Linked DNA regions of Mus musculus: region 2 is linked to region 1. The links are chromatin loops, found by intact Hi-C in ENCODE. Cell type or tissue: heart. All regions are shown on one strand.

The links. Peaks named below come from ENCODE experiments on the same cell type or tissue, not always from the same donor. Only the 100,000 strongest peaks of a DNase experiment are listed, where the experiment ranks them.
Region 2: it touches region 1 in a loop (2.1-fold over the local background); 5 of 42 quality-filtered maps call a loop at or near these places.

Annotation. Positions count from the first base shown.
Region 1 is chr15:57,974,200-57,982,199 of GRCm38, reverse strand. It overlaps n-TMcat16 (a tRNA gene), which reads left to right and starts at 6,145; the gene lies at 6,145-6,217. It overlaps LOC115488500 (a long non-coding RNA gene), which reads left to right and starts at 4,854. Exons shown (of 3, transcript XR_003951568.1): 1 at 4,854-4,977; 2 at 5,484-5,843; 3 at 5,945-8,000. In heart, a CTCF peak has its summit at 4,966; DNase peaks (open chromatin) are centred at 1,329, 5,129, 6,129, 6,429 and 1 weaker place; H3K4me3 peaks cover 2,465 bases; H3K27ac peaks cover 2,402 bases.
Region 2 is chr15:58,071,798-58,079,797 of GRCm38, reverse strand. It overlaps Zhx1 (zinc fingers and homeoboxes 1), which reads left to right and starts at 3,290. Exons shown (of 4, transcript NM_009572.4): 1 at 3,290-3,641. In heart, no CTCF peak of the experiment used is centred here; DNase peaks (open chromatin) are centred at 3,057 and 3,527; H3K4me3 peaks cover 2,848 bases; H3K27ac peaks cover 2,163 bases.

The sequences.
Region 1 (8,000 bases):
ACCACTAAGTCCTTCCAAAGTCACAGACAGCTTCCCCTCCATCAGCCCTGATAAGCCACCTATCACTTTCCTGTCTCTAAAACATTTTGCTTGTCCCTGGGTGTCACATAATTAGAAGTACACAGGGTTAGATCTCCGCATCTGGCTTCTGGCTTATTTTGCTTAGCATAATGCATTGTGATTCACCTATCTGTGCATCGGTAGCCATTGTCTAGATGTACCATAGTTTGTTTATCCAGTTCCCAGCGAAAGGACATTGGGTTCTCACTTGATAGGTTTAAGAATAAAGCCACTACAAATGATTGTATGCAGAATTTCATCTAAACCAAGTTTGTATCAATTGGGTAAATATCTAGGACACTATTTCTAAGTTCCACGGTAGATGTTTTTTATGACTTTGTAAGAAACTGCTGCGCTGTCTTGCAAAGACTGACTTTATGCCCATCAGCAATGAAGGAGACTTTGGTTGCTCCACACTGCTGATGCAAGTGTGTGCCCACCTGCTGAGTGTGTGGAAGCCAGAGGTTAGTGTCAGGATGTTTTCTTCCATTTCGTCTCCATCTTTTCTTCAGGTCTCCTTTAGCTTGGAGCTCTCTGATTCGGCTATACTGCTTGGCTATTGAGCCTCCTGGAATCTGCTTGTCTCTGCTCTCCCAGGGCAGGGGCTACAGATGCATAAGCACCACACTTGCTACTTCACCTGAGTTCTGGGGTCTCAACTCCGGTTCTCATGCTTGCACGGAAAGCATTTTATCCGGTGAGCCATCTCCCCACTTGTGGTGTATAAATTTTAAGAAATGACATCATGCGTTGCTGATGACCACACTTATACAGTTTGCAGACCCAGTGGCAAAACACAAACATGGAGTCCCTTGTTCAGAAGAGAAGGAAAGAAAATACTATTGGAGTTACTGACTTTCTGTGGTCTTTCTCTTGGCTTCTAGTAGGCTGTTTGGTCTGCTTTTTAAATTTGTTCTTGGATGTTTTCCTGTGTTCTGGGGTGTGTTTGTATTCATATTCTGAGCAGAGACAAAGGTCTAGATGCACACAGGACTCTCTCACAGGCTCAGGCTCGGGGTCGCACCGCTGCTGCTATAAATGAGGGAATGCCAACTGACTTCTGTGGTTCTGGGAAGCTGACCAAGAACGCACTCCCCACCGGGACCCAGACCTTCTAAGAAGAGTCACTTTATAACCAGATTTTCTCTCTGGCTATTGATGGAAGCCGCTAAGACAGATGAAGCAACTCTGTCAAGCATAATTGTGCAATCCAAGCACAACACGGTGGTTGAAGGAAGGTCTGGGAGCCGATGTCACTGATAGGAACTGAAAGCCCTGTGAGCTGGCACGCCAAAGCCACACACCCATTAGCTTTGTGAACCGGGGCCTCATGGCTTTGTGTGTGTGCTGACAGGAGACACTGCCCCTCACAGCTGTTGTTATAGGGCTGGTACTGGAACAAAACTTATCCTGTTCTGGGTCTGATCTTGGAAGGAGCAGGCCCAGAGTTGGGCCTCAGGGCTGCTGCACCCACCACCTGTCTCATCAGGCAGTAGGAGAGGAGTGGGTGGCTCCTTTCAGGAGAGTGTTAACCCTTTCTTCTCTGGCTGTCCTGCCCATCCAGAACATGGAGAGTCATAGTACCTATGACTCTGCTTCTGGATAATTTAGTGGAAAGGTTCATTTGGACAACAACAACAACAACAACAACAACAGTCCCATTGTGCACATTGTGCAACGTTGTAACTCTTCCATCCCATGAAAACAGAGGCACAGAAGGGAACCAGCCCTGCCTGCAAAGGTAGATCTGTTTCTCTGCAGCAGGGGGATGTCTCAAATGTCTCTTGCCATCAATCTTCAAATGTTCCCAGTTTCCACAGAGGTACAGCCTGCTCTGCTGCCAGGAAAGACAGCAGGTAAGAAACCATCAACACAGAGGATCCCTGTCTCACAAACAAACAAAGGAAAGGGGGGAAGGAAGGAAGGGAGGGAGGAAGGAAAGAAGGAAGGAAAAGGAAGAAACCATTAAGCCAGGCAGTGAGATGGATCAGCCAGCTGGTAAAAGGTGATTGCCACCAAGCCTAATGACCTGAGTTCAGTCCCCTGGATTCCCAAGATAGAAGAAGTATGGCTTTAAGACACACACACACACACACACACACACACACACACTGAATAAATATAAAGAACTAACCTAGGCCTATGGGGGCTCACAGAGACCGGGCCACCAACCAGGAAATATGCAGGCACTGGACCTGGACTCCCTACACGTTGTAGTAAACGTTCAGCTCTGCTTTCATGCGGGTCCCCTAACATGTGGAGCCAGGGTCTCGGTCTCTGTTCCTTGACATTGGATCCCCTTCCCCCTACCTGGACTGGTTGGGCTTCAGTGGGAAAGAATGCACCCAGTCCTGCTGGGACTAGATGTCTCAGAGTGGTCCCAAGGCCCCCCTCTCCCCCTTCTTTGAGGAGGAGAGGGGACAAGGGGCAATGGGGCGAAGGGACTTGTAAGGGTGGGACTGGGACAAGAGGCAGGGGGGCTGTGATCGGAATGTAAAGTGAATAAAAATAAATAAATTATTGGAGGAAATAAATAAATAAATATAAAGGAATGTAAGAAAGCAAAGGGAAAAAAAAGCATGAAAACAAGCATGGGGCCTTGAAATGAAGCAATCAAGCAAACATGCCCCTGAACCGTGGTGAATGTTACAGTCAGGAAGAGGGCAGGGTCCGTGAGAACACAGCACAGAGGAGCTCCACCCAGCTCAAGGGCAGATGCCTCAGGAATGATGAGAGGGGATGAGGGGGGTGTCTGCCTGTGTGGGGGGAGGGTGAGATGGGCCCTGGAGGTACCCGAGGATGTGGCTCCTAGTGGGAGGGTGAGCCAGGCCCTGAAGGTACCCGAGGATGTGGCTCCTCTTTGTGGTAGAGCCATGAGGTTTTGGGGGGATACGGTCAAAGTCACTGTAACATTAGTAATGGCCACTCTAGTCTCAGGGAGCCTATCGAGCGCTTTGGGGAACATCTGGCCAACAGCAGGGGTAAGGCTGCTTCATTCTTGGATGCTGCCAGTAACAACAGGCTGCCTCCTGCCTAGCTGTCCGTTCATCAAGCTGAACCCAGGCTGGGGGGACTGAAGCCTTCTGATGCCCTGGACAAAGAGCTGTTCCCCTCAGGGCGCATCTGAACAGCCTGCCTTCACACCCCTCGTCTCTTTGCCTCTGCTCCCTCTCTTTGCCGGGATGGCTTCTCCCTTCCATCTGTCTTGTTATAGTCAGAATAAAAGATGAGACTCCTGCGAGCCTAACCAAGGCCAGCCAGGCAGGTTGCCAACCCCAACTGTAAGAGGTCAGCGTGTGGGAAGAGGGGGTGCTTTCCGTATCCCAGAGGATGACAGCATAGTGTCCGACCCTGAGGGCCTCCTCCTCTCTCAGTTCTCAACTCTCCTCTGTTTCTTCTTAGTTGAAGCAGAGGTCACGGGAAGGAGGCAGGAGTCCTAGTATGCAGGCATTTGGAGCCAACTCTTCTGACCTCTGTTCCAGCTGAGCAGTCACTACTGGGGACTGTATGAGGAAAGAGCAGGCAGAGGCCAGGCCAGACAGAGGTGGCTCTTAAGCTAGGTACAGTCCCTGTCGAACCGATGGAGACAATGAGCTGAGGGTGAGACAGAAGTACAGAGAGAGCGAGGTGTTAAAAGTCTCAGTCATTCCTACCAGCTGACCTTCTGGTCTTGACCTTTGGGTAAATGGAAACTTGTCCCTGGGGTGAGAGGACAGGAATGAACCTATTCTTCTTTTAATCTGCCCACAAGTTCTTCAGTCTTCCGCTATCCAACACATCAATACAACTCTGCTGTGTTTGTTACTAACAAAACTTAGATCTTCTGGAATTTGAAGACTTTTCTGTGACACCTAGAGCCACCTTCGTGGTAGCATGAATAATAAAAGGTCTCTCACTGACTTGGATGTTGGATTAAAGTGTCTGCAGGACTTGGTCCTCCCTGGGTCCCCTTATTGGCTGTGGATAGATGGCTGTCTTCCCCCTGCACCCTTCTAGGTGTTCCCTCCGTGTGCACTCGGTCCTCCTTTCTCATAGACACTCCAGGCAGTTATAAAGATCAAGGAAGAGGCACACGCATTACTAGGTGTGATGGCTATTCTTGATTGTTAACTACACCCGGAGTTAACTAAAACCCAAGCGGCTAGTGTGGTGGCTTGAATAGAAATGTCCCCCAAAGACTCATGTGTTTGAATGCTTGGCCCATAGGGAGGTGTGGTCTTGTTGGAGTGGGTGTGGCCTTGTTAGAATAGGTGTGGCTTTGTTAAAGGAACTATGTCACTAGCTGGGAACCTGGAGCACACTGGCCTGCAGCCAGATCAACAGGTTGGAGAGTGTCCCTTCCAGGCAGCTCAACTGGTCTGAGAGTGTCTTTCTCTGCATCACTTCCTTCCTGCTTCTATATGCTGGGGAGAGGGAGGGATGAGGCGAGTCTTGTCAGTTTCAGGAATTTCCTGGGGCCACTGAATTGCTTACTTCCTGAGCTTAAGGAGCTTCTCTGCAGGATGGAGTTCTTACACATCAAATGACGGCTCAATACGTTTAAACATGCAGTATGGACCAGACAAGAATCCAGTTCTGTGTGTTGTGTGTAGAACACACAGTAGTAGAAACCTGTAAACTCATCTATACTGCGGGGCATCCCTTGTGCTGATTGCTTCAGGTTGCTTAGGACAGAGAATAAAAGAGCCACATGTTGGAGGCGGTGGCCAAGAAAGAAGCTGTTTCATTGGGAGAAGGAGTCAGAAAGGAGTTAAGTGGGGAAAGAATTAGCAAGTTTCAGAGGATGTGACCTTTGACCTGACAGTTGAAGGAAGAAATCCAGGTAGCAAAGTCACCTGAGCATAGAGAGGCCAGTCAGGTGGAGGCGGCCTGTGCACAGGTGGCAGTGGGAAAGGCCTGTTCCTGCAGTTCCAGAAGGTACAGCTTGGAACACTTGGTCAGCTATGGGTCTGAGAAATGACACACTCACTTCCAGCCAAGCCTGTAGTCCCGTGGGATGCGGGGCACCATCCACCTTGTATTTTGGACTCTGTGCACACAAAGCCAGAGGTTCATTCTGGGGCCTCCCTGAGGAGTGCACTTGCTGCAGGAACCAGGAAGCTGGGCATGTGTTCACACACCCAAAGGTTCCCTTCTGTCTTTGATAGTGAGTGGGACCCTGTTTTAGTTACAGTTCTCTTGCTGTGAGAAGACACCTTAAGCAAGGCAGCGAATCAAGGAAAGCATTTAACTGGGGGCCTGCTTCCAGTTTCAGATTAGTTTATGACCACCCTGCCTGGGAACATGGTAGCAGGCAGCCTTTAGTAAGAGCGGTAGCTGGGAGCTCACATCTTATCTATAATATAGGGGCAGAGATTGAGAGACTGGGCCTGGTGTGGACCCCTCCTCTAACAAGTCCACACCTTCCAATTTTTCCTAAACAGTACACTAATGGGGACCAAGGATTCAATTATATGAGCCTACGGGGGCCGTTCTCATCCAAACGGCCACAGATCCGCATTTAAAAGAGCCAGAAGCTTTACTGAGCGGCGTGTTTGCTTCTTGAGCAATGCAGCTCAACTGGAGAGTCCCAGCTGCGTGTAGCCTTCCGGACCTGTGCCTCCTTGAGCTCCTGGGGACGTCCGGAGGAAGCCTTGCGACGAGGAGAAGTCGTGGCAGAAAGTGTGAATGCTCGTAAATTATTACCGGAGGATCCTTCTACTACCGGAGGCTCCTTTGGCTCAGTTATGCCGGGTTAGGAGTGACCGTGAGAACCCAGCATCCGGAACGAGGCCAGGAACACAGTAGGTGACCAATAAATGTGTCATACCATTATGCGCGTGTAAACTCTATACTAAAACAAGCTCACAACAGTCTCTCTCTCTTCCATGCTCTCCCTCTCCAGGACGACTTTAGCGAGCAAGCCATTGTGTCTGTTGATGGACACAGGAGAATAAAGACTAGGCGAGTGCTGCGCTGGTCGGCTGGTTTCAGAAGGGCCAGAAATTCAAGTTCTGGAAACGTTAACTAAACTCAAGCCTCTGAGCATGCGCGCTGGGCTCTCCAGCAGAGTCTTGGGATTCTGGCCGGAAGCAGCACATAGGTGCCTCGTTAGCGCAGTAGGTAGCGCGTCAGTCTCATAATCTGAAGGTCGTGAGTTCGATCCTCACACGGGGCACAATACTTTTGGCCGCTCCGGGTCTAATTTCTTGCCAGAAGGAAATTTTACTCTTTCTCCTGGAATGTCTTGCGTTGGCGAGGTGTGGAATGGCTGCCGTGTTCTAAGCGGACCTGGACCTTGAAAACAATCTGGTGATCGATGGGGTCGCGGACTGCCCCGGGGAGGGAGGCGGTCCGTTTCTGCTTGGTTCAGGAAACAGTGTGGTGCGAGGGGCGTGAAGCCGGGAGGGAGGAGGTGGGGACCCGCCCAGGCGCTCGAGGTCTCTAGGGGTCCTGGCCACTCCTGCAGGCAGCAGCCGTGCGACCACAGGTCAGATAGCAAGTCCCGTGGGGCTTGTTGGCTATCGCTCATCCTCCACCTTCCCAGCAGCTACCCTCCCGGGTTACAGCCCTTCTTCAGAGCGTCTTGGGGCAGTGGAGGGTCAGTCATTTTCTGGGGTGTGTTTACTTCAGTGGCTGATTCGGGGGCTCGGAAGACAGGCACAGATGGCCCTCTTCACTCCCTGGGATCCAAACTTCCCTGAAAACTCTCTGGATCACCACCAGCCCCCACTCTGGGTGGTAGTACGCAGTAACGTCAGTTGGTCCTCTATTAATTCCCATCGCGCCTGGCTTTTCTTTTCCTTCGTACACATCATTCCATAGTTTCCTTGGAGGAGGCTTAGAGAACACTTAGCAAGCGAACACGTGGCTCTACCACAAGGTCCTTCCTTAAGGGGACCCTGCCTTCCCTTCAACCATGAGGTTTGGGGTCTGAAATATAGGGATGACCGTAAATGGAACCGGGGCTTCAGGTCAACTGTGTGGCTCAAGTTGGACTCTGGGCCATTGGGTCTGGAGTCTTTCCTCTTACGTACACCGTTTTGTTGTTTTGATTTTTGAGACATGATTTCTCTGTGTAGCCCTGGCTGTCCTGGAACTCTCTCTGTAGACCAGGTTGGTCTCCAACTCACAGAGATCCTCCTGCCTCTACCTCCCGAGTGTTAGGATTAAAGGCATGCGCCACCATTTTAGTAGTCTGCCTGTCTCCTTCCTTAGAGACAAAACAATAACCAAGGAGCCCTAACTGATTGCCTGACTGAACCTTGCTGTCCACCGCTGACCTGGGAATTGAAAAGCCCGTTGGGTCCCTGCTACCACAGACTGCAGTCGTAGGCGTGGCATTTCTTATTGTCTGCCATCAGAGCCACAATGGACATCCTCAGCTTTGCAGACATTTCGCCTTTGCGATGTCTTACTGGAGTCTGGTTTTTGGACTCCAAGCCTGGACTTGGGAGGTGTGTGTGGGGTCATGTCATAAATCTTGGTTTCTGTTCCTGGCTTCCTAAGCTTTGAAGACCTTTATCCACACTAAGGATTCCTAAGATTTTTTTTCCACCCATGACCCCTCCCTTTTTGGCCTGAGAAATTTTACGAGAACCTGGGTTTATAAGTATATAAATACATATACAAATAAAATTTATTGAGAAGAAACCACAAATTTATTTTATTTTTAAGTTGAAAAATAACTTGACTGTGATTGGAGAATCTGAAAGATCGTGGGCTGCTTTTAGTAAGAGTGCTGTGAATGGCCACCAACACACAGCGAACCTGAGGCTTGTCAGCTTAGGTACTCTGAGGGGGGAGTTTTTAAAACCAGTCTTTAACACCAATTCTGGCTATACATATAATTTAACTCTTCTCCAGAGCTGACGGTAATGTGTTGGGTATGGTAGTGTGTGCCTGTCCTCACAGCTCTTGGCAGCTGGGGGCAGGGAAGTTCACAGTTATTCTCAGCCTCA
Region 2 (8,000 bases), 98 kb before region 1:
CTCTGTGAGCTCAAGGCCAGCCTAGTTTACAAAGTGAGTTCAAGGACAGCTGTGCTACATAGTGAGATAAACACACACACACACACACACACACACACACACACACACACACACACACTGCTGTTTTGTGTTTTCCAGACTGTTTAGTGTAGACTTTTTTTTTTTTTTGTAGAAATAAATTTATACCCTAATAGGTAGACCAACCTAGGTGGCACCATGATTCAGTTATAAAGCCTAACAATATGTTACTCTTCAACTCCATATGCAGAAGTTAGATTTTCTTGTCCTGGGTTCCCAGCTATACTTCTGTGCTAGAGAAAGGAGTGGGGCAGGGGGAGGATTTTTATAACTGTCAGGAGGAGCACAGTACTCATTTCTCCAGCCATTACCATACGTTTATTATTTACATGGAACGTGCAGTTAGAGGAACAGGAAAGGACTTGTCCTAAAGCTGACTTTGAAAGCTTGTTTGGGGGAACAACATTTAGAATGATCATCTTTTGTTGTTGTTGTTCACCCTCTGAACTAGCCATCAGAGAATTGTGGGACCTTTCCATTAGGGCATATTTCTCAAGCTCCCCTAACTATAGTCAAATGTTTAAAGTGTCTTAGTTTGATGTATTTTTGGTCTGTTTTATGGTATCATGTTTTAAAAACTGCCCCCCCCCAAGGGTAGAAAGAAGAAAAAGAACAACAGAGGGACGTGCCTACAAACAGAGCTGCTGGAAGTCTGTTCCTCAGACCAGGCTGGCGTTTACCACTTTTTATTCCAAGGGCTTCATTTTCTCCCAACACTCTCTTCAGTGTTCCAAAGGTGGGGTGGGCTCTGAAGAGCAAAAGCGCTGTGCTTTTTAGAACCCTACTGAACGACTTCTCATCTCTAACAGGGCTGAAGTCTTGTCATGCTCGTCTGGGGATGACAAGCCGCCAAGTTTGTGCATAAAAACTCTAGGCTTCTCACTGTGCCAATCCGCGGTTAAAACTCACTTCTGGAGCTGCGCAGCTGTTAAAATCAGTCATATTTACAATTTTTATAAATGAGTTTATTTTAATAGAAACAAGTTACCCTGTAAGCGTGGTCTCTAAACAGATTTATGTGGGCTGGCACAATCTGCTATGGGAAACATATATGCATATTGCTTAAGTCTGCAACGTTCTCTCTCTCTCTCTCTCTCTCTCTCTCTCTCTCTCTCTCTCTCTCTCTCAAGTGCTGGTAACAGTCTTGCTTTGTGCAAGGATGCCAGATAATTGGCAGCACTTCAGCCAGGGATACTGTTCCCAGCACTGTGCTATTGAAATTGTTTTCCTGGACAGAAATGCCCTGTGGGAGTGACCTTAAATTGGGAGGCTTTGGGGAGTGAAACAGGCTGGCTGCTTTAGAGAGAGAGGGATAAGACTATAAACTAGTGCTAAAAAGGAGGAATAAGAAAAGGGAAACAGAGAGAGAGAGAGAGAGAGAGAGCTAGAAAGCGAAGTCCATATGCCTCAGCCACTTCAGATTCTCCTCAATTTTCACTTTGATGTATTCTATGAGCATGTGTTTTTGCCTAGCATCTAGTCTGTAAGATCCTGGAAGACAGAACAGAGCCTTCCGGATCCATGGCTTCCACATCTATGATTCAACCAACTGTGGATCAAAATGTTCAGGAAAAAAAAAATCATGCATCTCTGCTGAACGAGTCAACTTTTTTTCTTGTCTCGGTATGTTAAACAGTTACAGTACAGCAGCTCTTTGCCTGGTGTCTACATCATCCTAATAGAGATGAGGTAAATTCCATCGGGGCATGTGCACAGATTATATGCAAATTCCATACCAGTTTATTTAAGGGACTTGAACAACACTCTATTTGGGTATCATGGAGGGTTCCAGAACAATCCCTTTTAGATACCAACGGACAACAGGATGGCCTTACTCAGTTTTACATCTCCTTTAGTGTCCGGCACATGTGGTCCTCAAAAAGCAAATGGTTGAATGCATGAACAAAAGGTTGAATATCTGAATTTAAAATATTTTCTTTGTTCAGAGTTAAATCCTAAACTGGGATTCTCAGTGGACCTGGAACTGTCTTTGGGGTGAGCATAAACTGGTGTGTGTGTGTGTAACTTTTTGTCTTGTATTTTTCTTATGAGGGATACATAAATACATTGTGTATTTAAACACATTGTGTATTAAATACATTGTGGAGAATGCATTGTTTTATTTTACTGATGTTAGTACTGTATTATAAATACTTTCCATTAAACCACTTTCTATTAAAAACTACACTGATTTCTTAAATTCTTTGTATAAGTAGTTTGCATTCTGAATTTAGTTTCAAGGGGCTTGAGCGCTATTAATTTTTGTTTTAAGAATGGGCCGAGAGTGGGACAGGGTTGGGTTCCTCTGCTGGTGAGACCATTAAGCCTCAGCATACACAAGTTTTAGAATTTTAGGATGCAACTAAATATTGTGCACGTTGATATCAGCAGCCAGGTCTTCCCTTCATGTAAATGCAGAGTGCAAATTTTCGGGCTGGTGTGGCTTGGTGGAGCTCTGCTATCAAAACACAAAAGGGTCCATGACTGGAATGGGGGTGGGGACTAAACATCCAGGCGCCAAAGAGTTCTCTTACGTCCGTCCGGAGCGGCGAGTACAGGAGCGAACACTCGGAGTGGTTTCCTTTCGCCCTCGTTTGTTATATTCAATGGAACAATGACGAGAGGGCTGAAGGGCAGAGGTGGGGAAGACGCTGAGGTCCTCGGCTGGCCGCGCTGCGGGGCTGGTGCCCACTGCGGAGAGCTCGGCTTCAGTCAGTGGCTCTCCGGGGAAAGAGGGACGGCAGCAGGAAGCAGAGGCGGGAGGCTCCAAGTGGGGCCACACTTAACTTTTCCCGTCCAAAGCTGGAACTACGGGGCTCCTGCTGGACTCGGGCTAGGAAGAGGCGGAGCAGCGGCTGACAGGAGCGCGGGACTGTTGACAGCGGGTGGGGGCGCGGCTGGCATCCAGAGGGCGCTGCCAAGGAGGAGCCGAGAGTGACAGTGGGCGTGGCTTAGGGAGGGGCGGGGCCTTAGGACGCCGGCTCCGGGAGAGATGGGGTTGGTTTCGGAGGACCTAGGCAGTTTCAAGGGAAGAAAGCGACCGAGGTCGCGGGAGGCGGGGTCCGACTTCTGACGACCGCTGGCCGAGCAATCGCTTGAACGGGGCGGAGCCTCGCAGGCCCTGGAGGAGGAGCTTCTCGCGACGGGGCGTGGCTTCTAGTGACAGAGGCGTGGCCCCCTCCTGACAGGGGGCGTGACTCTCCCTGACAGAGGGCGGGGCGGCGCACACCTCCCGCAGCGCCCGGTTCTAGAGGAGCGGCCTGGGTCGCATCCCAGAGGAGCGGCGGAGTCCTCGAGTGGGGTGCCCGGCTCGTCCCCGCCTCGGCTGGCTCCTCCTCGCGGCCCTTGTGGGTTCAGGGAGCGGAGTCTCTCTCGCACCCTGGCCTGGCCTCTCGGCGCTTCTGCCGGGCTGCAGAGCTCCGTGGGGGGCCCCCTCGCGCGAGGGCCCTCCGAGTGGTTCCGGGGTTAGGGTTCACGGGTCAGAGTTGACTCCCTGAAAAGTGCAGTCGCTCTGAAATGCAAGATGGCGGCGGCGAGGCGCTGAGGCGAGGCGGCCCCTGCAGGTAGCTGCGCGAGCGGGCTGGGGACTGGGCCTCGCGGTTGCGGGTGGAACCCGAGCAGGAACTCGCGGCGGGTAGGGAAGCCGAGAGGCGCGGGCGCTGGCGCGACACGGGACGGGGCAGCAGCGGGACACAGACACCCCCCCCCTCTTCGGGACCCAGCCCACGGTGCTGGGGCACGCAAGATCGGACCCGGGGGGAACTGGGCCTGCCCCGCGGCGGGGCGGACGGAGTCGCAGCTCCCGGATTCTCTCGGGGGTTGTCAGAGCGAGGACGGAGCTCTGGGTGGAGGGTTTGGAGGGAAAGCCCCAGCGCCTTGGTTGGGAGAGCACTGAGTAACTTGGGGGCGCAGAGGGGATGGGGAGCCGGTCTCCCTGGGGGGAAGGACGTCTCTGGGACAGCGGACCCTAACTACCGTGCGGGTCCTGGGGAAGATCTCCAGCGTTGGGCCTCCGGAGGCGTGAGGCCACCTCGTGGGGACACGGCGCAGCCCCCCTCTGAAGAGTCAGCCAAGGATCTCCGGCTGGACTGTAGCGCACTGGCTTTGGGGTCGGAGCAACGGGAAACCTCAGCAGAGAAGACTCAGGAGTTGCATCCCCAAGAAGTATAGTGCGAAGTATATTTTGAGGAAGAGCAGGCTTTTAGGGGAGAAGTTCATTAAAGAGGGTGGAAACACACTTGTCTCTGCTTAGGTAGTGGAGCGGGAGTGCAGACTTGGGAGAGCGATGGACCAGAGGAAACTCCAAGCCTTGGGGCTTAAAGGGAATTGGCTAGGAGGGAATAAAAAGGACTGGGGTCTGATGGCAGGAAAGCCGAGCCCTGACTCATTTCTTGTGTATTTACACCGAAGTTCCAAGAGAGGGACTTAGAATTCTTTGTTTCGGTACTCCAAAGGTACCAGTAAGAAACGAACCAAACGGAAGAATAAGATTCTGTTTGCTATCCTTAGCTTACTCTGGGCAAAGCAATTGGAAAACTGAATGTAGAGAAGAAGCATAGATAAAGTAGGAATGCTCACAGTACTTTTCTGTCACTAACCCTTCTCTAAAAGACAAGACCAAAACAAACCAAGAAGAGATAAAATTTAGGAGGAAATTATGAGAAAGGCCGATTGAGAAGTTGTGACATTTTTAGGGTGGGATTCCATGCAATTCGAAGAAGCAATTCTCTCGGAGATTAATATTATGGCAAATGAAAATCCGGAAGGACCACTCCTTCCCCAGGAAAAGACTGTGTATTGTGGGGTACACAAGTACACCTTTCTATTTGTGGTGCTGGTCATTGTATTTCAGAAGTCTTTGTCCTAACACTTTAATTTGTATGCAGTAGTAATTACCTGTTTCTTTTTAAAATGCCTTGAAAAAGTCATTATTTCAAACTGGCAGTGGGGATTAATAGAAGTTTGTTCAAACAAGGCTACTGGCACATAGATTATTTCTAAAGAAGCAATTCTGATTCCAGATTTTAAGCGAAGGAAAGAAAGGCTGAGTGCTGCCAGGGACAGTAGTTGGGTAACAGGGCATATAAGGAAAAGGACATTCATGAATATTTTTTATCTTAGTTTCTCTCTCCATCCTCCAAGCATTTTAAAAGTATACAGACTAATTTTAGGCAAAGTAAAATGCATAATCTTAGATTTTGTTTTGAATTGAAGTTTCAAAACATAGCCTAGTCTGGCCTTGATGCCATGGCAGTCCTCCTGCCTCTTCCTTGTCAGTGCTGGGATTACAAGTGTGTACCACCATCTCAATCTTAGATACTAATTTTTTACATTTTTGTTTATTTGTGTTTGAGTGCAGTTATGTGCACATCCCACTGCCTGCATGTGGAGGTCAGACGACAACTTTCAGGAGTTCTGGGTAGCAGACTCAGGTTGTCAGGCTTGGTGGTAAATGTTTTTACTGACCAAACACCTCACTGACCCTTAGGCATTTTTGTTAATATAGAATTTATAGTATTTTATTTATCAATGATTTTTTTTATAGAACTACCTCTTGATATGTTTTATTTGACTGCTTAGATTAAAATGAGAAAAAAGCCGGGCATGATGGCACATGCCTTTAATCCTAGCACTTGGGAGGCAGAGGCAGGCGGATTTCTGAGTTCGAGGCCAACCTGGTCTAAAAAAGTGAATTCCAGGACAGCCAGGGCTACACAGAGAAACCCTGTCTCGAAACAAACAAACAAACAAAATGAGAAAAAATAAACTCCAAGAGTCCTAGTGACTTCCGTAACTTATGACAGTCCTGAGCCATTTGTACATTCTCAAAAGAGCTTAATGTTTTTGGTAGAGATGCTTTAAACATACAGGTCAGGTATAACCAGCTTATAGCTCAGCATTTGGAACACCAACTTTAACTATGTGCTGTTCTTTGCTTTTCCCACAGTGCATATAGCTCTAGTGTTATACTCACTTCTGAACAGATTAGTCTGGCAAACCAGAGAGGCATACATAGATACCAGATGGTTTGAAAATATGCTAAGGCTGAAAACATAAATGTGTCTGTGTAGAAGATGCTCATCGGTAGCTTCGTCTCCAAGCATCTGAACTTGCTTGGCTTGAGGGTAGGACACGAAAGATGTCACAGTGGTTTTACCTTTCAGGATTCTTGGTTTTGCTGAAAAGGAGCAGAGGTTTGCTGTCTTACTAATGTAGTTGATAGCATACACATGGAGGCTTGTTTCAAAGAGTTCCTGTTTTGTTTAATTCACACTCATATGGAAAAGTGATGTGATGAGGTATTTTCTCTTTTACTGTCATGCACTCTTTTTTTAAAAGTTTATTTATTTATAAGTGCTCTACTACATGTGCACCTGCATGACAGAAGAGGGCATCAGATTCCTTTATAGATGGCCATGAGCCACCATGTGGGGGCTGGGAATTGAACTCAGGACCTGTGGAAGAATAGCCAGTGCTCTTAACTGCTGAGCCATCTCTCCAGACCCTACTTTCATGCACTCTTTTTAAAAAGTTATAATATTGCTTGTGTTTGGGCATTTTGTCTACATGTATATCTGTGCACCGTGATATGCAGTGCCCTCAGAGGGCAGAGGAGGTGGCTGGATCCCGTGGAACTGGAGGTATAGGCAGATGTGAGCCTTCATGTTGGTGCTGGGAATTGAACCCAGGTCCTCTCTCCTCTGGAAGGACAGCCAATACTTTTAAGGACTGAGCCTCTCTCCAGATCTTGGTCATGTTCTTAAAAGATATTCAGCCTGGCAGTGGTGGCACATGTATTTAGTCTCAGCTTTTGGGAGACAGTGGCAGGTGAATCTCTGAGTTCAAGGCCAGCCTGGTTCAACAGAATGAGTCTAGGGCTAATCTTGTCATTTTATATCATCTGTGTTCTTCAATGTATGTGCCATGAAGAGACACACATATACACACAGATGTTTAACTGATATGTACCTTTGGCCTAAACAAGTACAATGATACATTTTAGAAAACAAATATATATTGGCAGTTTCAGAATGACTTTTGTTCAAGGAGGTCAGCTGAATAAATGTTTGTTTATGTGTGTTTTTAAGTCCTATCCTTGCTATATAGCTCAGACTGGCCTGGAACTTTCAATCCTCCCGCCTCTGTCTCCTTCTCCTGAGTACTATAATTATAAACACATAGCTAAGTTTGAATAGTTTTGTTTTGTTTTGTTTTGGAGAGGGTCTCATGTAGCCCAGGCTGACTCAAGCTCCTTATGTAGCCAAGGAGGTAATTGAACTGCTCTTCCTAACCCAACCTACTGAAAAAAATCTAGGGTTACCATTGTGCTCTGAGGGCCAGTTTATGTTGTGCTGGGAACTGAGTCCCTAAGGCCTTGCATTCTATGTGAGTCCTCTATTAACAATAGCCCTGAGAAATTATTTTTGTTGGGTTTTCATTTTCAGTTTTTAAATTTAGAATTAAAAAATTCATATCAGAGCTTATTTTGAAACAGCAGTAATAGTAGCTATAAATGTATATATGTAAATGTATATTTATTATGTAAAATAAAGCTGTCAGGGCACTAGAAGATGGCTCAGTGGATGAATACTTGCTGCTAATCACCTTAATTTGATTCTCAGAACCCCTTTAGTACTCTGGTCTAAAGAAGGGAAATGGACTTCTAAAAGTTGTCTTCTGCACCATGGCATGTGCCATCCTTCCAAATATATACACAAGTAAATAAATAGATATTAAAATAATAGCTATCATTAATTATAGGTGATGGATATTTTTTATATGATTTGAGTCCCCCTTTTCCTCTTCCTCAATATGCATTTCTCCTTTTTGGTTGTCATGAAAGGACATAGGATGCTTTGATATTTGCGGATATTTACTTATAGTTATGCCTCCCTCCTATCCTAAATGTTTACTTTCATCTA